Linked DNA regions of Homo sapiens: region 1 is linked to region 2. A link is an interaction called in ENCODE POLR2A ChIA-PET data of the cell type or tissue named here. Cell type or tissue: Panc1. All regions are shown on one strand. Links, peaks and the distances in the headings refer to the core of each region. The heading gives the core; the rest is flanking DNA.

The links. Peaks named below come from ENCODE experiments on the same cell type or tissue, not always from the same donor. Only the 100,000 strongest peaks of a DNase experiment are listed, where the experiment ranks them.
Region 1: POLR2A ChIA-PET joins it to region 2 with 5 read pairs; 3 of 35 experiments call an interaction of 5 or more read pairs at or near these places.

What each region holds. Positions count from the first base shown.
Region 1 is chr5:159,647,479-159,658,254 of GRCh38, reverse strand. No RefSeq gene overlaps it. Among named protein-coding and RNA genes, the nearest start is that of LINC01845, 190 kb to the right of the region's middle. In Panc1, for the core only: no CTCF peak of the experiment used is centred there; no DNase peak of the experiment used is centred there.
Region 2 is chr5:159,814,595-159,825,370 of GRCh38, reverse strand. All of the region lies in intron 2 of LINC01847 (long intergenic non-protein coding RNA 1847), which reads left to right. Among named protein-coding and RNA genes, the nearest start is that of LINC01847, 51 kb to the left of the region's middle. In Panc1, for the core only: no CTCF peak of the experiment used is centred there; a DNase peak (open chromatin) is centred at 5,150; H3K27ac peaks cover 236 bases.

The DNA.
Region 1 (10,776 bases), core at 1,831-9,830, 170 kb after region 2:
AATTTTGATCAAATTGGTTTAATTTGGTACAAGGAGTTATGTTCATTTCACATGCAAAGTGAGCCCACCCTGAAGCTAGGCTCTGTGTCCCCAAAGCCTCTCAGGACCCTCTTGTACAATCAGGATTGCCCCCACCCTCCTGTGACCCCAGATTTGGAGAATCGCCCGAGGCTTGGGAAATTGGCAGTTGTTGCTCTGCCCACATCTGCAAGAGCTGTCCTGAAGCCACACTGAAGCTGACAGCTGTCTTCCCCCACCCACCTTCCCCTCCCAGCCTCCCTTTCCTCCTCTGCTTTTGAAACGCCCTCATCTCGGGAAAAATCGCACCCAATCTGTCAGTGAAATATGCTGTGGGATTGAAGCTCTGGCAATCTGTTTCCACTCAGGAGAGAAATCTCAGCCTGCTAGTGGCCCCGTGGAGAACTTCCCAAAGTCCTTCATTTACAGAATCCCAAAGCAAAGGGCTCCCTGATCACCCAGTCCCAGGCAGTTTCCCTGCCTTCTACCCATAGTCAACAGGCACTGCCAATGCTTGGCCTCCCAGCACTTCTTTATCCCTTCCTAGGTCCTTATCCCATCATATAGAGCCCCAAGACCTGAGATCACCCAGGTGACCCCTCCACCTTACACCCTCCTGGCAACCAGACCTTTCCAGGTGGTCTTACCCTCATCGAAACCCCCTGGTCTGGAGTTCCACTCCCTCTAGGGCTTCCCTTGCAAACCTTCCAGCTCATCTGATGGTGGCATTCCTGCTCCTCGCTGAATGCCTTGTGTCTCAAGCTGAAGTGTGAGCTCCTTCTATGCATGTGTGCTCAGAATAATTTATCCTATGTGGAGCCGCAGGCTAAATGCCACCTGTCATACTGCAATGTCAGTTTTACTCAAAGGTAATTTAAAACCTTATTTGTATATTGTGGAATGGAATGAAAAATTCACACGATGTTTTAAAACAAGAGACTTCAAAGATAAGCGGCCGGGGGTTGCAGCCCAGACCCCTTGGGTCTTAGTCCACTTTCTCTAACCTTTGGCAAAGAAGTCTAAGTACCCCTGGTGAAGTGTTACCAAAACCCTCATAAAATATTCGCCCCTTCACCGGGACTTCTGATCCCAGAAGACTTTTATCTTTTATTTTTATTTATTTATTTATTTTTTTGAGATAGAGTCTCGCTCTGTTGCCCAGGCTGGAGTGCAGTGGCGCGATCTCGGCTCACTGCAAGCTCTGCCTCCCGGGTTCACGCCATTCTCCCGCTTCAGCCTCCCGAGTAGCTGGGACTACAGGCACCCACCACAATGCCTGGCTAATTTTTTGTATTTTTAGTAGAGACGGGGTTTCACCATGTTAGCCAGGATGATCTCAATCTCCTGACCTCGTGATCCACCCGCGCCCGGCCCCAGAAGACTTTTATTTAAGGGGTGGCCATTCCTCTGGGAAGGATGCCTAAATCTACTGCTGCCTGTCCCCTCTCTTTGACTCTATTCCCAAATTGCCAACTGCTTGATTGGACATTTTCACTTGCACACCGTGCCTTGGATGGCCCTGAAATTAACTTGTCCACAACTCTAAACCTACCATGTCCCACCAGCATCATCAGGCCTGCTCTCCCATGTCATTTTCCAGCTTATCTTAATGGTGTTCCAGTTTTCCCTGGCACTGGGTTTGGAAATACAGGAGATATCAACATTGGCCATAAGTAAACAAGTAGGTAAATACATAAATTGACTAGATTTTAGTCTTTTTTAAAAAAACTGCTTTTGATTGCTGATTCTATTTGAGCATGCACTCCATAATGGTTTAAGGCTAGATGTTTCATCCCAACTTAATAATCCTATGCAAGTCCCTTGTCAACTCCTTCCAGTACCTAATACAGGCTCAGCAAATGTTAAATGTTAATAGAATTAGTAATAGATAGAAGTAGATCATAACACAGTGAGAGATGTCCCTGTGTTGTATATAACTCACTGCTATGTGAGTGGGAACAGAAGGTTGCAGTCGGTCAGGAGAGAATAGTCTCCCTGTATGGTAAGACAAACAGTCCAGGGAGATTTAGAGAGGTGCCCAGGGAACTCTGAGGCCTGCTTGTGAGACAGACAAACCAGTTTTTCCAGAGCTCATGGTTTATGCTTCTTTGACCAGATGATGCTGACTGGAGAGAAGAATCCAGTGGAAAGAGGAGAGACAGGTGCTAGGGCAATGGCTGGTACGGCATGGAGCCAAAAGGGCATGAAGTAAAAAGCAGGAAAGGCATCACAGAGCAGGCACTCAAGTATTTATGTGGTGAATTAATTATAGTAATATCATAATGGCTAAAACATTTATTGTGAGCTTGCTCTGTGCTGAGCAGCATGCTCTAAGTGCCGTGCAAGCATTAACTGTTTAGTCCTTGCAACAGTCTTGAAAATGATGTGTTATTATTCCAATTGTATAGATTGAGAACTGAGGATCAAAAAGGTAAGTAATTTGTGCAAGGTCACCTAGGTAGTCAATGGTGGAAGTAAGGTTTGACTCCAAAGCTTGAGTGATTCACCATGGCATTTTTCTTCCTCTTATTCAAAAACCTGCTTTATTATTTACATTTTTCTTTTTTCTCTGAGAATGTTCCAACCCCACCCGCACTCAGTAAAACTCTTAGAAGGCAGAGGCAGGGTCTCAGAGTTCTTTGAATTCTCAATTCTTTACCCAATGCTTTGTGTAGTAAATAAGTAATAAATGCTATAGATGTATTGATAGAATTGTTTGTTAATGGATCAATGTTGAGAAAATCAGGCACTGTAGCAGGCAAGGAAAAAGTTTCTGGAAAGGAGCACTCGATGCTTATCTGATGAAGCCAGTGTACTGTCAACACCTGTTCGCCAGTCTCTTCTCATCTACACAGCTGTACTGGTTCTGCTGCCTGGAACCCTCTTTTCTTGTCTTCTCACTCCTTCTGGTTTATTGCCTCCTGTCCTGTAGGCCTCAACATAGATGCCTTCTCCAGGAAGCCTTTCCTGATTGCCCTCGAATTTGGTTAGAGGTTTCCACAGAGTCTTAACTTCTCCCATCACAGCACTTATCCCACTGGATTGCAACTGCCTGTTGACTGTTTAGCCTTCTTCAACTAGATCATAGGCTCATTGAGAATTGGGTTGGCCTCAGCAAAATATATACATGGTAAATAATATGTATATATATAACTTGTTACAGTGAGCCCTCCCACCCAACCCCAAACCAATGAGCCCTCCCACTCAACCCCAAACCAACGTCCATATTCCCAAATTCTTCAAAGAGCAATGAAAGAGCAGTGAACACAAATTCCCCCACTTCACAGTTTTGCCTATACCAGGATTGACATTATCTCAGGATATTGTAAGAAAAAATAATGAATGAGAACTTCCAACAGTTACCAGGGGACTGAGACCTTGGGCAAGTTCCATAGGCCCTCAAACTTTAAGGTTGGAAAGTAGTGAACCACTCTACCTCTCTCGTGGAATTGTTATAAAGATACACTGAGATGTAAAACAGTGTTTGACACCACGTACATGCCCAGTAAGTGTCAGATGCTGTTATTATGTATAATTATGTAAGTGTCAGATGCTGTTATTATGTTATAATTATATTATGTTATTAGCATTATATGGTGTTGAAGTGTTGAATATTTTCCATTTCTGCTCACATAGAATAACTCTGCTGGGGCACTTTAGCATCATTGGTATATTATTAAGCAATTAATATATACAAATAATATACATGCAATTAATTAGATATACCGAGATGTCCAGGGATTGGAAGTGAAGTCAGACTCTGGAATTGACAAACTCCAGCCTCATCTAACTGAGCAGGAATGCGGCATGCAGCACCCCAGACTGGATGGAACCAGAGGACCCATCAAAAGCCTGAGATGTCTGGCTCAGCAACATTTCTCACTTTTCAGCCTACTTCCAATTCAGTCCACATGGTCGAAAATTAAAACAAGTTATGAAGAACCATAACATTTAGATGCTGATGAAAAGTTCTCAAGTTTTCCTCAGCTATAAAGCTGAGTGTTGAGTAAGTTTTCCTCTAATTTCTTCAGCTATGAACAACAAACAATGCAGGCTGTACATTCAAGAACAAAATTTGGAATTGCGATCAAATGAATGAACAACAAAGTGAATCTGACATATTTAATGATAAATCTTATTGTTGTGTTGCATGGTAATTAGACAAAATGAGAAGTTTACATAATGGCTATAATTATTTATTCATTTACTTTCACATTGTTAAAGCAAACTTTTATAGATTTTCTCTTTTCACTTTGTTAGACGTTCTGCATTCATAAACAGTCTCTGTGTTAACTGTTTTCTCCAATGCTCCTTAAGATTTAAATGGAATCCTCATTGCACAAAGGTATAACTAGTTGCAAGCACACTCACGCATGTTAGCAGACAGAGATCTGGGGATGGAGTTTCCATACACTGAGTTCTTACATCTATCCATGCTCCTTCTCCTCCCTTTAGCTCCTGGGATGACTTCTGCCTAGAAAATCATGCCCAAGGCTTCTCCTCTACTTCTCATTTTCTCTTAAGGTAAGAGGTTCTAGATAAGAAAATCCATCTAGTCCCTTTTCTATAGAAGAATATTAACCACATTTGGTGACATTGGCTGCTATAACAAATAGATCTTCAATTGTGAAATGGCTCAAACATAATAGAAGCTTATTGTTACCTACCTATAAACCCAAGGCAGGTGTTCCTGCTTGATATGAGACTCTCTTCCATCCATTGATATGATGACCCACGGCTCTTTCTATCTTGTGGTTCCACTCCTCCCTAAAGGCTTGTCTTCATCGTTGGCACTGAGCTGACAAAAGAGAGAGCATGCACAAGAACTTGCTGCTTCATAAAAACCGTGGCCTGAGAATCATACCCACCTCTGTCATTAGAACTCAGCCATACAGTCACATACACAGCTTCAAGGGAGGCTCAGAAATGAGGTCAAGCTGTGTGCTGGGGAAGAAGAAGAAGAAACAGGTTTTGGTGTACAACTGGTCATCTCTGCCCTTTCTGAAATCATTGCGGAAAAAAGGAAGTAGAGTCAGCAAACCAGATGTAGACTGGAGATGGGTGAGGGGCAGGGAGGATGAGATGAGATATCAGAGAAAACAAAACAAAACAAAAAACTATAACATTAATTAGATAATTAGGGATACGGTCCTTAGAGTAGTATTATATTAATGCTTAATTTCCCAGATGTGACAGTTACGTTGTGGTGATGAAATTGAATGACCTTGTTCTTAGATGACACCTTCAGAAACGTTCAGGGGTGAAGTGCCATGATGGCTTCAAATGCTCCCCCAAATACACATACACACATATGCACACATACAGGGGGAGAGAGAGAAGAAGTGATTGTGCTAAAACATTAACAATTGGTGAATCCCAGTGAATTACATCCCAGGAGCAGCCGTCCTAGGTGTGAAATAGCGTGATGTGTGCTGAAATCAGGAAGCAGAACCGGGCTTCTGGAGCATGATGTGCCCAGCAACGAGGGCAGAGATGAGCCTAGAGAGTGGTAATGATTGTGATGGGGCTTGTATAGCATGAAGCTTGACTTCATCCTGCAGGCCAAGGGGAGCCACTGAAGGGCAGGGCAGGGACAAGGTCTCATGGGTATTTTAGGTAGAATGTGTTCAGGGTGGATTTCAGGGGAACAAGTCTGGATGAAAGGTAAGTATATCAGTCTGTTTAATGATGCTTATAACAGAATCCCTGGAACTAGGTAATTTATAGAGAAAATAACTTTTTTTTGTTACGGTTCTGGAGGCTGAGAAATCCAAGGCTGCATTTGGTGAGAGCCTTCTTGCTGGTGGGGACTCTCTGCAGATTGTCAGGGTGGTGCAGGGCATCACATGGTGAGGGGGCTGAGTGTGCTAGCATGCTAGTTCAGGTCTCTCTTCCTGTTTTCATAAAGCCAACAGTTCTACTCCCACAATAACCCATTAATCAATTAATCCATGAATGTATTAATCCACTCATGAGGGCAGAGCCCTCACCATTTAATTACCTCTTAAAGTTCCCACCTCTCAATATTACCACATTGGGGGTTAAGTGTCAGCATGAGTTTTAGAGCATTCCTTCAAACCACAACAGTAAATAATTTAATTCACACAGTAATTATTTGTACTTTCAGAAGCCAGCCCTGTGCTAAGGGCTGTGGATATGCAGAACTGGGGGAGCTACTGGGATATGTCTAAGAGAAAAATCAGACTTGGCTCCTGCCTTCTTGAAGTTTAGGGTCTAGTAAGTGAATATATATATTAAGCAATAATTATAAAAACAAGTGTGAAATTATAGCTGCGATGAGTTAAGAAGGAGACGTTCATGGTGCCTAGGATCCCATGATGACTATATTTTATTTTTGGTCAGGGAAGGCAGCATCCCAGAGAAAGTGATGTTTGAGCTAAGATTTACAGGATGAATAGGAGTTATTCACCAAGCAGAGGGAACAACATGGATAAAGCCTTTCTAGTTGGAAGAAGCGTGGCATGTTTGACAAATAGAGAGATCAGTATAGCTGGGAGGCAGTGAGTGAAGGAGAATATAGAAAATGAGACAGGAAAAGACAAACAAGGACCAGCCTTTGTAGGCCCTTGTAAGCCATCACCATGGATCTGGCCTTTACCCTGTGTGCACTGGGAAGCCATAGATGGCTTACAGGTATGTGAATGTTGGGGATGGTGACTGGCATAATTCCTGTAGCTGCAGAATGCAGAATGGATTACAGCACAAGATTCAGGAGCCCAGGTAGGAGGCTGCTATAGCCATCTTGAGAGAGATAATAAGGGAGGGAGACAGGGGATGGAGCCAAGAAGTCTCAGATCACAAAATGGGTAGAATTTGGTTGTTTGATTTAAGATGCCAAGGTCACAGGGTTGTAGTTGACAACAACTGGCCAGATGATGGTATCCTCAAGTGACAGAGAGAATTCCAAAGAGGAATCAGCTGTAAGGAATATGGTGAGTTCAAATTGCGACAGGTTGAGTTTGGAGTGCCAGGTGGAGTTATCTAGCAGAGAGTTAGATAAATGAGTCTGAAACTTAGGAGGTAAGCCTGGGCTTGAAATAGAAACTTGTGAGCACTCAACATTTAGATTTAGATTTGAGATGATGTCAATGCTTAAAGTATATCTTCGTTTAAGAAGAGGTCAGAGAAAGAGGAGCTCACTTCAGACACAGGGAAGCAAAGGCCAAAGACAGTCAAAAATAACCTGGAGATTGTGGAGTAACAAGAAGCCAAGAGTTTTGACTTTTCAGATTCCACAGTAAGTGCGGTCATGTGGTATTTGTCTCTCTGTGTCTGGCTTATTTCAATTAGCTTAATGTCCTCTAGGTCCATTCAGGTTGTTGAAAATGACAGAATTTTTTTCTTTTTAAAGGCTAAATAGTACTCTGTCATGTATGTAGACCACATTTTTAATCCACTTATCAATTGATGGGCACTTCAGCTATTTTGATATCTTGGCTATTATAAGTAATGCTGCAGTAAACATGACAGTACAGACATCACTTCGACATACTCATTTCAATTCCTTCGGATACATACCCAGAAGTGGAGTTGCTGGATCATATCATAGTTCAGTTCTTTTTTTTTTTTTTTTTTTTTTGAGACAGAGTCTCGCTGTATGCCCAGGCTGGAGTGCAGTGGAGCGATCTTGGCTCACTGCAACCTCTGCCTCTGGGGTTTAAGCAATTCTCCTGCCTCAGCCTCCCGAGTAGCTGGGATTACAGGCACCCACCACCACGCCCAGCTAATTTTTGTATTTTTAGTAGAGACGAGGTTTCACCATCTTGGCCAGGCTGGTCTTGAACTCCTGACATCGTGATCCACCTGCCTTGGCCTCCCAAAGTGTTGGGATTACAGACGTGAGCCACCACTCCTGGCCAAGTTTTGTATTTTTAGTAGAGATGGGGTTTCACCATCTTGGCCAGGCTGGTCTTGAACTCCTGACCTCGTGATCCACCTGCCTCGGCCTCCCAAAGTGTTGGGATTACAGGCGTGAGCCACTATGCCTGGCCAAGTTTTGTATTTTTAGTAGAGATGGGGTATCCCCATGTTGGCCAGGCTGGTCTCAAACTCCTGACCTCAGTTGACCGACCTGTCTTGACCTCTCAAAGGGCTGGGATCACAGGTGTGAGCCACTGTGCCCGCCCCATATTGTAGTTCTATTTTCAGCTTTTTGAGGAATCTTCATACTGTTTTCCAAAATGACTATATTAACTTATAATATCACCAATAGTGTACAAGCATTCCCATTTCTCCACATTCTCACCAACACTTTTTATTTTTCATCTTTTTTACAATTGCTGATCAAAAGTGGTAAGGTGATATCTCATTGTGGTTTTAATTTGCATTTTTCTGATGCTTCAAGATGTTGAGAATTTTTTCATAGATCTGCTGGCCATTTGTATGTCTTCTTTCAAGAAATGTCTATTCAGATCCTTTGCCTATTTTATTATAGGGTTACTTGTTTTCCTATTATTAAGTAGTTTGAGTTTCTTGTATATTTTAGATATTAACCCCTTACTCTATGAATAGAAGGTGGCAGGAGGATGTGAACGGGGACAAGGGAGATGTTTGCCAAAGGGTACAAAGTTTCCATTAGACAGGAGAATAGGTTCTGGTATTCTATTACATAGTATGGTGACTACAGTTAATATAATGTATTATATATTTCAAAATAGCTAAAAGAATGGATTTTAAATGTTATCATCACAAAAAAGGAAAGTTTCAGTAATGAGTATGTTAAGTAGCCTGATTTGATCATTCCACAATGTCTACATGTATCAAAACATCACATGCACCCCATAAATATATACAATTATTATTTGTCAACTAAAAGTAAAATAAAATACATTTAAACTAAGGTGTTAGAAAAAAGAACCCAAAGGGGTAGTGAGATCCAGGAGTTGTCAGATGCTCAAAAGGTCACCTGAGGAGAAGAACTGGAGAATGCCCATGTCCTGTAGTAGCTAAAGATATCACTGGGGACCTTGGTGACAACAGTTCAAGCACAGCAATGGGGCTAAAGTCAAAAGCCAGTGACATGAAGGTATAGGAAGAGAAGACAGTGGGTGTGAGTCACTCTTGAGGGGAGTTTGGATGACAGAAGACAGAAAGATGTTCAACAGCAGCCATGGGGATTTGGGTCTTGACTAGAAGCACTTCATCCCTCATCTGTCAAACTTGAGTGTATTTTAGCTGCCAGTTACTAAATAGACACATAAGAAATTAAAGCAGTGTCTTGCCCTCAAAAAGCATGTGCTCTGAAGCTATTTTCAAACTCGATTTCACGGAACCCTGGGTTTTAGAAACACCATTAGGAGAGGGGAGCAAAGGGAAGGCTGAGGTCTTGGGACTGTGACTGCTGTCTCTTCTCTGCACTTATCTTTTTCGTGGGTTTCCACATTTAAAATATTTTTCACAGAAATGCATTCTGTTGCTAAGGAAACAAGTTTGTAAAGTGGTGCATTATAGGATACAGCATTCTACACCAGAGGTTGGCAAACTTTTTGTCTGTAAAGGGCCAAATAGTAAATATTTTTGACTTTGCAGGCCATATGGTCTCTGTTACAGCTACTCTTGCTGTTGTAAGGTAAAAATTGCTGTAGAGAATATTAATGGGTGTGGCTCTGTTCCAATAAAACTTTACAAAAATAGGGGGTGGACTATAGTTTGTTGACCCCTGTTCTAGATGTTGATGAGGTGCAGCAGGGCTTTTTCTTTTTTTTTTTTTTTTGAGACGGAGTCCCGCTCTTTAGCCCAGGCCGGATTGCAGTGGCGCAATCTCGGCTCACTGCAAGCTCCGCCTCCCAGGTTCACGCCATTCTCCTGCCTCAGCCTCCCGAGTAGCTGGGACTACAGGCGCCCGCCACCGCGCCCGGCTAATTTTTTGTATTTTTAGTAGAGACGAGGTTTCACCGTGTTAGCTAGGATGGTCTCGATCTCCTGACCTCGTGATCCGCCCGCCTCGGCCTCCCAAAGTGCTGGGATTACAGGCGTGAGCCACCGCGCCCAGCCCAGCAGGGCTTTTTCAACCTATTCTTTCTGAAGGTATTTCTGTAAGACATAGCGTACAGTAAAAGAGTGACTATTCTGGCCAGTCTCAGTGTTGCTTAGTTCTCGGGATTCTCACCCTTGGCTTCCTGACTTTGGTTTCTCCCCAGCTGGAAGGCTGACCATCTCCCATCCCGCACTGCGGACTGCTAAAATACTAGTCTTTCCCCAACCCTACCTCCCATCTTTATCTTTTTACCCTCGGGTCTATTTTATTCTTCCTCTCAATTTAAAAGAAAGAAATTCAAAAAAACCATTCCTCAAACCAAGCAAAAACAATCTTTTAAAATGTTGGCTGAAGTGAAACCCCGTCTCCACTAACATAAAAATTAGCTAGGCTTGGTGGTGCGCACCTGTAGTCCCAGGTACTCGGGAGACTGAGGCAGGAGAATCGCTTCAACCTGGGAGGCAGAGGTTGTAGTGAGCCGAGATTGTGCCACTGCACTCCAGTCCGGCAACAGAGTGAGACTCCGTCTCAAAACAAACAAACAAACAAATATATATATGTTGAAGACAACTCCCTTCCTAGAACAAAAAACTCATGGAATGGGTTCTTATTAATAATTATTTGGGGAAGCATCAGCCTTGATAATTCTGATATTATGAGCCGAATGTCGCAGCAGAAATCAGCAAACAGAAGAATAGGGCTCCATGGGCCAGGCCCGGGCCAGGCCCTGACCAGGAGGGAAGCTGCCAGCTCCCTGGAAA
Region 2 (10,776 bases), core at 1,922-9,921:
CTCTTCTCTGCTGAAATCTTCCATGGCTCCCTATTGCCCATACCCTATGGGATGAAGTTGAAATTTCTTATCCTGGCATTCGAGGGCTTTGAGGATCTGGCCTCAGTCTACTTCTGAAGCCTGTCCCTTGTTGGGTTCCACATGAACCCAAACTCCAGCCATACCCAGGACTTGCAGTTCTCCAAATGCACCCATAAATTCTACCCCACTGTGTCTTTGCTTTTGCCTGCAGGACAGGCTGGTGTAATGGAGACATGGTAGGTGCTCAATACATGTTTGCTGAATTGGTCATACTTTATTTTATCATCTTGTCATGTTTAAAGACAATTCCTGACAAAACTGTGAGCAAAATAAAATGGCTATTTTAAGCCACTACGTTTTAAGGTAATTTGTTGCACAACAACAGGGAATCAGAGCATCAAATTAATTTAGTTTTTAAAAAATGACCTAGGTATTAGTCATCCAGTATTAAAGACGGGAGACAAGTCTTGATTTTAAAAATGAGATAAGCTTCATCACCGAGCTTTTTGATGACAGAATGCTCAATTCACAGGGAGAGTACACTCAATATCAGCTTTGACAGGGAGAGAAAAGTGAGAGCAGGCGACTGCAGCAATGGTGGCATTTAATCTGCTATGCCCTGCCTTTGTCCTGAGGTGTTGGGCTGGGACCTCTCAGTCTCTCTATGCCGAAGCTGCTGGCTATTTTCATTTCCTGCAGGAGATGCCATGATGAAAACAAGATACTTAGAAATAAATGAAATGAATTAGCTCAGGAAGTCTTTTCTAGCACAGGACCAAAAAGTCTGTCTTGGGATGGAGACCCATACTAATTATTCTAGAAACAAGAAAACTGCTCGCTTGCTCTCTTTCTTTCTCTTTCTTTCTTTCTTTCATTCTTTCTCTCCCTCTCTCCCTCCCTCCCTCCTTTCTTTCCCTTTCTTTCTCTTTCTTTCTTTCATTCTTTCTCTCCCTCCCTCCCTCCTTTCTTTCTTTCTTTCTCTTTCTTTCTTTCTTTCTTTCCTTCCTTCCTTCCTTCCTTCCTTCCTTCCTTCCTTCCTTCCTTCTTCCTTTCATCTTCTCTCTCTCTCTCACTTGCTGCAACTTCCATCTCCTGGATTCAAGAGATTCTTGTGCCTCAGCCTCCCAAGTATCTGGGATTAAAGGCATGTGCCACCATGCTGGCTAATTTTTGTATATTTAGTAGAGATGGGGGTCTCACCGTGTTGGCCACGCTGGTCTCAAACTCCTGGCCTCAAGTGATCTGCCTGCCTTGGCCTCCCAAAGTGTTGGGATTACAGGTGTGAGCCCCTGTGCCTGGCCTCCTTCTATTTTTCAGTGATTAAAAGTATCTAAGTGGCAAAGCAGGCTATAAACATGACCGTGTGAGGCCAGAGTCCCCTCACCAGGGTAAAGTCTGTTTCATCCTCCTGTTCTTTCAGATCCCTGGGATAAGTTTTGCTAGGATACCCATTAACTCTTCATTGGTATCTGCTAAAGATCAAATTATTCCCCATCCCCTTCCCCCACCCAAATATTTTCAAGTTCTAACCTGAAATGTGATTGTATTAGGAGATGGGGCTTTTAGGAGGTAATTACCTTAATTAAGGTTGAATGAGGGCTTAAAGGTGAGGTCCTAATCCAATAGCATTTGTTGCTTTATAAGAAGTGAGAGAGAGGAGAGACATCCCTCTCTCCCTCTGCCTGAGCACACTGAGGATAGTCTGTGTGAGGACCTGGTGAGAAGGCAGCCTTCTGGAGGCCAGAAAAGAGCCCTCACTAGGAACCTTGATCCTGGGCTTCCAGTCACCAGAACTGAGAGAAATCATTTCCACTGTTTAAGCCACCTAGTCTATGCCATTTTGTTATGGCAGCCTGAGCAGGGTAATATGGCCTCCCATTTCCATTTGGCCTTTTGGTAGTCCATTCCTTATACAATAGCCAGAGGGTCTTTTACAATTATAAAGTCAGCTTCTATCCATTGGCTTCCCACAGCAAAAGGAATTTCATTTGGATTCCTTACTCTGACCTATGAGACCCCAAATGATCTGGCCCTTGTTCACCTCTCAACCTCATCTCCTAATTTCTTCCTCCAAAATTCCCTGTCCTGCAGCCATATTGCTATTTTCGTTTGTTTGTTTCTGCCTCAGGACCTTTGTACTTGCTGTTCCTTCCTGAAATTATGTTCTCCAGAGTATCTCATGACCCAGCTCAACTGGAGCCTGCTCAGAGAGGGCTTCCCTGTCCATCTAATAGTCACTATCTATGATAATCACCTCATTTAATAGCCTTCCTAGCATTTAACAGTATCTGATATTATCTTAGGTATTTGTGAACTTGTCTATGTTCCCTACTAGAAGGTAAGTGGCATGAAGGCAGGATGCCTGGCTGTCTCATTAATGCCTATATCCCAATGCCTAGGGTGACAGCAGGCAGTAGGAAGCTTTCGTCTTTGGTGGATGAATGAATGGCTGAAGCCCTTGTTTCTTACCACTTATCCTCATCTGTTCAGTGCCTATCCATCCTTCACTACCTGTCTAAACCCCACCGCCTTAGACCTATATAAGTCCTTCCTTTTTTGACTCCTCCTAGCAAGTACTTCATAGCTCTGATAGACTTTTCTTTTTTTAATGAAAACAGTTTGTTTACTGAAATATGCTATGTATACATGTTTAAGCCCCAATTTCTCTACCAAGTTCAGTTTGTGTCTAGGATCCAGACATGGTCAAGGGCAGTAACATGTTGCTGCTTTTGCAGCTTTGCTCTGCCGCATTTACTTTTTGTTCTGATTTTCCCACAAGCTTTTGCCTCCCTGGATATAAAAGTTTGTTGTCTAAAGCCAGGAGTGGTGGCGGGCACCTGTGGTCTCAGCTACCCGAGAGGCTGAGCTGGGAGGATTACTTGAGTCCAGGAGTTCAAGGCTGCAGTGAGAGCCATGGTGCTCTGATACACTTTTATCTTACTCTGCCATATGTTTGGATTTTATGGGTTTTGTGTGTCCCTCCCTGCCCTACTGTAATCTTTTTGAGGACAAGGACTGGGCTTTACTCATGGCTATATTTCGTGGTTCCCCCCCACCAAAACCCTGCCATCCAGATTGCATAGAATGCAGGGAGCTTTATTCTCCTCCAGCATCTTCAGGGTAGAGATGCAAGTTTTGGGAAGGTAGATTTCACACCTAGTGAATTCTCAAACAGACAAGCAATTGTTAAGGCAAGAGATTGTTGAGTCAGGCTATTGTTTGATCTCCTCTAAATGTATATTCTCAGCAGAACCAAAGAAATTATGGAAGAATCAGGAGAGCTGCGAACGTTGCAAAATTCCATGCTATCAATGAAATGTAGTTTCTGATCTTCGCACAATTGCTCTTCTAAGCTAGGCCTGAACAATATTCTGAGACTCTCTTTTACTAGAATAATTCCACCTAAGAATAGTAAGCATTAAAGTCAAGAGTTAGAGCTAGACGGGAAATAATCCAGCCTGATTCTCCTCAAGAAGAGAAGAGGAATGTGAGGCTTCAAAATAGTCGTATTCAACATCAAACAGAGAGCAGGGGCGAATGTGGGATGCCCACAAGAGGAATCTGAGGCTTCAAAGAGTCATACTGAACATCAAACAGAGATCAGGGGCGAATGTGGGATGCCCGCAGAGGCCTCCTGACCCTGTGCCAGGGCTCCTACCATCCAGGGTTAGTCCCTTTGTGCTAGCCACACTCCTGATGCTGTCATATAACACTTTTCTACCCGTAAACTTCAAGTTTCAATTCTTTATGCATCCTCGCTGATGGAATGGGGACCCGCCTCCATGGCCTGATTTCAAGGACATCAGAAAAGTTCTCCTCCTACTGTCCACCCCAGTCTTCTACCCTGCCCTGTGCCTGAAATTGCGCCATTAGAGACAAGCCATTTTATGTTTTTCTCTAGACCAAAGGTTGCAACCCCAAATGCTTATAAGGATAAAGCAGGTCATATAAATGGTGAGTTTGCACAGGTGGGACTGTGGGGTACTGAGGGGCACAGGCCATGTCTCCAGGGCCTAAAGGGGCAGCTGCCACTCCACCTCGGCCCAGAGGGACTGTGTCTTCTGTGTTTTCAAGGGGAGCCAGAAATGTATGTGTGTGTCTTTTTAAATTTGAACTCTTCTGAATTTTAAACATTGTCAACACATTTTCAAAAATTAATGTACTATCTGGCCAAAACCGAACCAAACCAAAAGAAAACCTCTGCAAGGTGGATTTACTCTTTCACATATGTGTGTAAAGCCATGTATAGATTCTTTCCAATAGCAGTTTGGGACATGAGCTGATAGACATCAAAGAAATAAAGTATTTTCCCAGGGATCTGCATGGAAAGCCGGGTTTGAGTGGTATGCACAGGGCCCTCTGCAGGGTAATGGGAGTGAGATGCCAAGGGTGCAAAATGTAAGAAGGTGCTTGCTTTCAGGATGGACCCTGAACTTGCATGACCCAGAGGGTGAGCACCTCCTTAAATTTTGTGCCCGGTGCAGTGGCTCACTCCTGTAATCTTAGCACTTTGGGAGGCCAAGGCAGGCAGATCACTCAAGCTCAGGAGTTTGAGACCAGCCTGGGCAACATAGTGAGACCCCTATCTCTACTAAAAATGCAAAAAAAAAAAAAAAAAAAAAAGAAAATCAGCTGGTCATGGGCGCCACTTGTAATCCCAACTACTTGGGAGGCTGAGGCAGGAGAATTGCTTGAACTTGGGAGGTGGAGGTTGCAGTGAGCTGAGATGGAGCCACCGCACTCCAGCCTGGGTAACAGAGGGATACTCTGGGATACTCTGTCTCCAAAAAAAAAAAAAAAAAAGAGAGAGAGAGAGAAAAGAAAGAAAGAAAGAAAGAAAAAATTGTGCTTCACTGGCCTCAGCCTACTCCCAGCCCTGATTGTGGAGGGTGAGGAGGGCAGGGGGAGGGCCAGGTGAGTTGGGAGAACCATACCTAGGGGTCAGATTGAGTGCAGTATGAGGTAGTGTGAAGATGAAGTGGTGTGAAGGCCAGTTTTGCAGGGTGCATGCTTCTGCTGTGACTTCCCTGCGGCGGAGGAAGCTGGGCACAGTGCGTCCTGTGCTTACAGCTTCACTGTTTGCTTCCCTGATATTTCCACACCCTCTGGAAGTCTTGACTCAGTCGTGCCCCAAGTGACCTCAGTGGAAAGTGTGAGAAAGCAAGGAGCAGCAGTTGTTTTTATCCCCAAACCAAGCAAGGAAAACAGTTGTTGACATAATGCCTGACTATCAGCTCTCTGCTCTGCTGACTGTCCAGGGCCCTGGAGCTGCTGCAGACCACTCGTGGTGCATGGGGCCGTGGGTGTTAGTTGATCCAGAGGTGCTAGGAGTGCAGCATCAGTCTCTGCCTCCTGTGAACCACTCCCCACCCCCCATCCCTAGGAGGAGGGCAGGCTTGTGACCCTGGTGGTGCTGTCCTGGTTAACTCTGAGGATGGGGAGGCTGGGCCTTTGAGGAGCACTGGCCTCCCTGCCTCTGGAGTGGAGCTTGGCAGGAAGCTGGAGGGGCAAGATTCTGAGCAGTTCCTCCTGCTGCCTCTTTGGCTCTGCAGCCAAACGCCTGTGGTTTCAGCCTAGTGTTGGGGACAGCTGGGTTTGTTTTGGTGTTCAAACCGGGACATAGGGGGAACATGGTTTTAACATCAAAAAAATAAATTGTTTTTAAGAGAGGGAGAGAAGGCTTCCAGCAGGAGCTCTTGAAGGCTTCTAACCCCGCTTGCTCCCCCTGATGTCAGAGAATAAATGCCTGACAGGAGCCAGCAGTTAGCAAGCAGCCCTGCAGATATTATAGGCAATGTTGTAGGAGTGGGACCAATTACCCCTAAGATGTTGGGAGGGTCCACATAGCCTGGGCACAGGGATCCTAGGGACTCCCTCATTTACCCCGACCCTTGCTGCAAGTTGCTTGCTGTTATTGATACCTGCAGCAGGTGTCTGGGCCGGCAGATCCTGTGGGGGCTTCTGCTAGGGCCAGTGGGGAGGAGAGAAATGTGACAGCTGTCTGCAAATGTTGGATGTTGGAGAAGCTGTCATTGGAAAGGGAGCAATAGGCATCTCTGGGGCCCCAGAATATGTAATTAGGACTGGGAGCAGGCCTAAAGGAGACCACTTTCTTATTATTAAAAGAAAAAAAAAAAAGAAAGTGTAATGATTAGGGTGTCTGCCATTGTGTCTCAGGTTTCAGTCACCTCCTCAGAGTGAACTTCCGTCGAAGCTCTCTTCCTCCAGCTAAAGTTGATCCTCTTCCCAGTGATTCTGTCTCATCAATCTGTTTCTTTCTTGCAACTTACTTAGCAAAGTCTATACATATCATGCTTCTTGCCTGCCTGCTTGTTCATTTTCTACCCACCAGTCTGGGTGATGAGCTTCCTTGGGGCACAGGGCTTTGTGCCTTTCTCATTACTGCTTCCCCAGTGCCTAGCACAGTGTCTGGCACGTAGTAGGAGCTCAATAAATATGTGCGGAATGAACAAATGAAGAATGAGAATGAGTTAATACTGCAGGAGGAAATGAAGTCCCCACCACTGGAGGAGTTAAGCAGAAGTTGAGGGCCAAAAGTCAGAAAGTCCACTGGCCCCTGGTTTGGTTAAAGTTATGCTTGCTGCTGGGACTAATGGACTATATGATGGTTCATTTGTGAAAGAGAGTTAGTTTTGTTCATGTAAAGTTCTAGCTGGGTGTTTCTGATGGGTGGGCAGCTCTCCTTTAGGAGGTGGCTCAGAAACTCCGGCCTCTTTCATCCTGTGGCTCCATCATTTTCTATCTGTGGCATTTTTGGTCACCATGCTGAATTGTATCAAACAGTTTAGAAAAAAGGAGGTGATTACAGACCAAACCTGGAAGAGGTGCACATCCCTTCCACTCACACGCCGTGGACTAGAACTCCGTCATATCTAATTGCAAGGTTTGGGTCATGGCCCAGAAGCAAGAGGAGACAAGTTTGGTTCATAACCTCCCAGGCTCTGTCCCAGGCTCTGATATGCCTGCACTGGGCAGGAGGTAGAACCAGATGGTTTCTGGGAGCCTCTTCAGCATTTGCGTTTAAAGGTTTTGTGTTTCCCTTCTGCAACAACTTAGCCTTAATACTTGCAGTACTAAGGAGAAGTAAGGTACTTGTCACTGCTTTTCCTTTTCTAGCTTTGCAATTCTTTTTTTTTTCTTTTTTGAGATGGGGTCTCACTCTGTCAGCCAGGCTAGAGTGCAGTGGCGCGATCTGAACTCATTGCAACCTCCACCTCCTAAGCTCAAATAATCCTCCCACCTCAGCCTCCTGAGTAGCTGGCACCACAGGCACATGCCACCATCCCTGGCTAATTTTTGTATTTTTAGTAGAGACTGGGTTTTGTCATGTGGCCAGGCAGGTCTCGAACCCTTGAGCTCAAGCAATGTGCCCACCTTGGCTTCCCAAAGTGCTGGGATTATAGGCATGAGCCACTGCACCTGGCCAAGCAATTCTTTTTTCTTTTGCTCAAGAATTTCCTTAGGTGTTTCTGGTATGTCATTATGGACAGTGAGAACATCTGCTTAGGCAACCACAAAAATATCCAAGTCAGACAGACCTGTCCAGGAATCCCAGTTCTATCACTCCCTAGGTATGTGGCATTGGGCAAGTTACCGAACCTTTCTGGCTCTCAGCTTTTTCCTCTGGAAATGAGGATAATAGCTATAATAATACCTACTCTGTAACACTATGAGGCTTGAAAGAGCAGAGATGTGTGTGATTTATGGTGCATTTGCTCTAGATTGTTGTCCTTAGCTTTATTTCCATCATTTGAAAAAGTTTTCGCAGCAACTCTATGGAGTAGATCTATTATTAGTCCTAGTTTTATAGAGGAGAATGCAGAATTGCTGAGGGATTAAGCAGCTTGCTTAAAGCCATGCAGCTAATAGGTTGGGAACCAGGACTTGAATGAAGTCATCCAACCCCGCTGCCCACAAGCTACATAATAGACAGCAACAGTTATGAGGATGAAAAGGACGATTTTTTTGTTATTGTTATTGTTATTTGCTTTAGAGGCTGAGCCAGTCCTAGGCTTACTTATATATAAGCAATGATTTGCAAAACATTTCACAGTCCACAAAGTTTCTCTATGGCTCATAGCTTGATAATTCCTCACAATAATTTTGAGGTAGTTTTACTATTCTGCCCCCTTTATAAGGGATAAAAATGAGCCCCCCTTTGGGAGGCCAAGGTGGGTGGATCACAAGGTGAGGAGATCAAGACCATCCTGGCCAACATGGTGAAACCCCGTCTCTACTAAAAATACAAAAATTAGCCTGGTGGGCTGGCATACGCCTGTAGTCCCAGCTACTCAGGAGGCTGAGGCAGGGGAATTGCTTGAGCCTGGGAGGAGGAGGTTGCAGTGAGCCAAGATGGTGCCACTGCACTCTAGCCTGGGCAACAGAGCAAGACTCTGTCTCAAAAAAAAAAAAAAAAGAAAAGAAAAAGGAGCCCCAGAAGGCATGAATCACGGGCTGGGGTCACACAGCCAGAAATTGGTGAAGTTGGCTTTCAGACTCTGACTTTGGACAATGCCATTTCTCTGGTTAAATTCAAGTTAATATTTGCTAAACACTTAGAAGGGTGTCTGGCACATAGTAAGCATGATATGAAAGTTTATTTAAAAACTAAATTAAATAAATAGCATACTTCACTTCCCTCTTCAACAACGATTTCTCTAGTACCTGCTACCACCTGTAAAGTGAAGGTGGCTGTGGCTGGGGCCTGGGTCTCCTCTTGCTCCCACCTTGTGCCCAGCATTCTCAGATTACCCCTCAGGTTGGCTGGGCTGGTCGGCTCACCTTCTCCTTTCACTCTAGTTGGCTCTTTTTGGACGGTCCCTAAGGCCTGGGCTTCTCCCCTTAGTAAAACAAATACGGCTACTTATTGTTGCTGCTTTTCAGGCCCCTGCTTGCTGGTTTCATGGAATCATCTTGTAGAAAGGTGTTGTTAACTAATAGAAATCTTATGTGTCATAGTGCCCTCTCCAATAGCTTATTTACCTTCCAACGGGGGGATTCAATTAACCCAAAGGGATGATTAGTAGAATTTCAGGCATCTGCACAGGCCGATGGGGCGACATTTTTGGAGGAGAGGGCTTGAAATCACATCACAGAACTCATGGAGGAGGGAGGGCTGAGCCTGCTCTGGGTTTTGCATGAAGTCCATTCTGCCTGCTAGAAGACTGACAAGGCTTCTCTTTTACTCTGCTCCCTTTCATAAAGGTTTTTCTTTAAGTTGTTTTTAGTAAATTCCTAACATTATTTGTCAAATTTGGCTCACAATTATTTCTACCTCATGTTTTTAATGGAACAGACCCAGAAACTCCCAACAATGAGGAAATCAAATTGGGAAGCATGTAGACACTTATTCAACAAGTTTCACTGAGCCTCTGTTGTATGTCAGGGACCATTTCAGGTGCTGAAGGCAAGGATGAGAAAGCTGGCCAAGGCTGCTTATCTGAGGCCATTTGGGCTGCATTAATAAAAATGCCCTAAACTGGTGGTTTATAAACAGTAAACATTAATTTCTCACAGTTCTGGAGGCTGGTAAGTCCAAGATCAACTTGCCTGGGGAAGGCCCATTCCTCATAAATGGCACCTTTTAACTGTGTCATCACTTGGTGGAAGGGGAATATGAACTCCCTTGGGCCTATTTTATAAGAGCACTAACCCCATTCATATGATGCAGTCACCTCCCAAATGACCCTACCTCCCAATACCATCATCTTGGAGGTTTGGTTTCAACATGTGAAGTTTTTGGGGGACACAAACATTCAGACCATAGCATTTTCCCCTGGCCTTCCAAAATTCATGTCCTTCTCACATACAAAATACATTCATTTCATCCTAATAGTCCCCAAAGTCTTAACTGGCTGCAGCATCAAGTTTTAATGTCTAGGTCCAAAATCTTATCTAAATATCATCTAAATCAGAAACTGATGAGACTTAAGGTATGATTCATCCTGACGCAAATTTTTCTCCAGCTGTGAACTATGAAAGCAAACAAGTTCTTTGCTTCCAAAATACAATGGTAGGACAGGCACAGGATAGACATTTCTGTTCCAAAGTGAGAAATAGGAAAGAAGGAAGGGATAAATAGATTTCAAGCAGGTCCAAAACCTTAAGTCTCAAGACTAATCTTTGAGTCCAGTCTCTGCCCTCCAGGCAGGAGTTGGACCCCCAAGACTCTGGGAAGCCATGCTTCCATGACCTCGGGTTGCCCTGTTCCCCCACAGCTCTTACGTGTTGGAGTCAAGTGCCTGCAGCTATCCCAGGCTGGAATCTCATGCCTCTGGCTTTATTGGTCTGGGATCTCTGGGGCATCCCCATCCCTAAACCTCCAATGGACTTTGCCCTAATGAGGTCTCTTTGCAGTGGCCCTGACCCTGTGATTGTTCTCTGCCTGGGCCCATGGCTCTATGAGGCATCCTTTAAAATCTAAGTGAAGACATCCACATCCCCTTGGCTCATGAGCCAGCCGACAGCATCTTACATATATCAAGATTTACTGCCTGTACCCTGAATGGGGAGGGGCAGTCATCATGGCTCATGAATAATTGGGTCTGCTGGAGCTAAACCTGGGGCAGCCCAGTAGCACAGCCACCTTCTGGAGAAAAACTTTGAAATCCTTCTGCCCCACAGGCCCTGACACTCTTGGTCTGTAATAGAAATGCCAGCCTTGTGATCTCTAAAAATGCCTTTGGGATCATTTTTTCATTGTCTTGATGAGTGGCACCTGGCTTCCATTGAAAA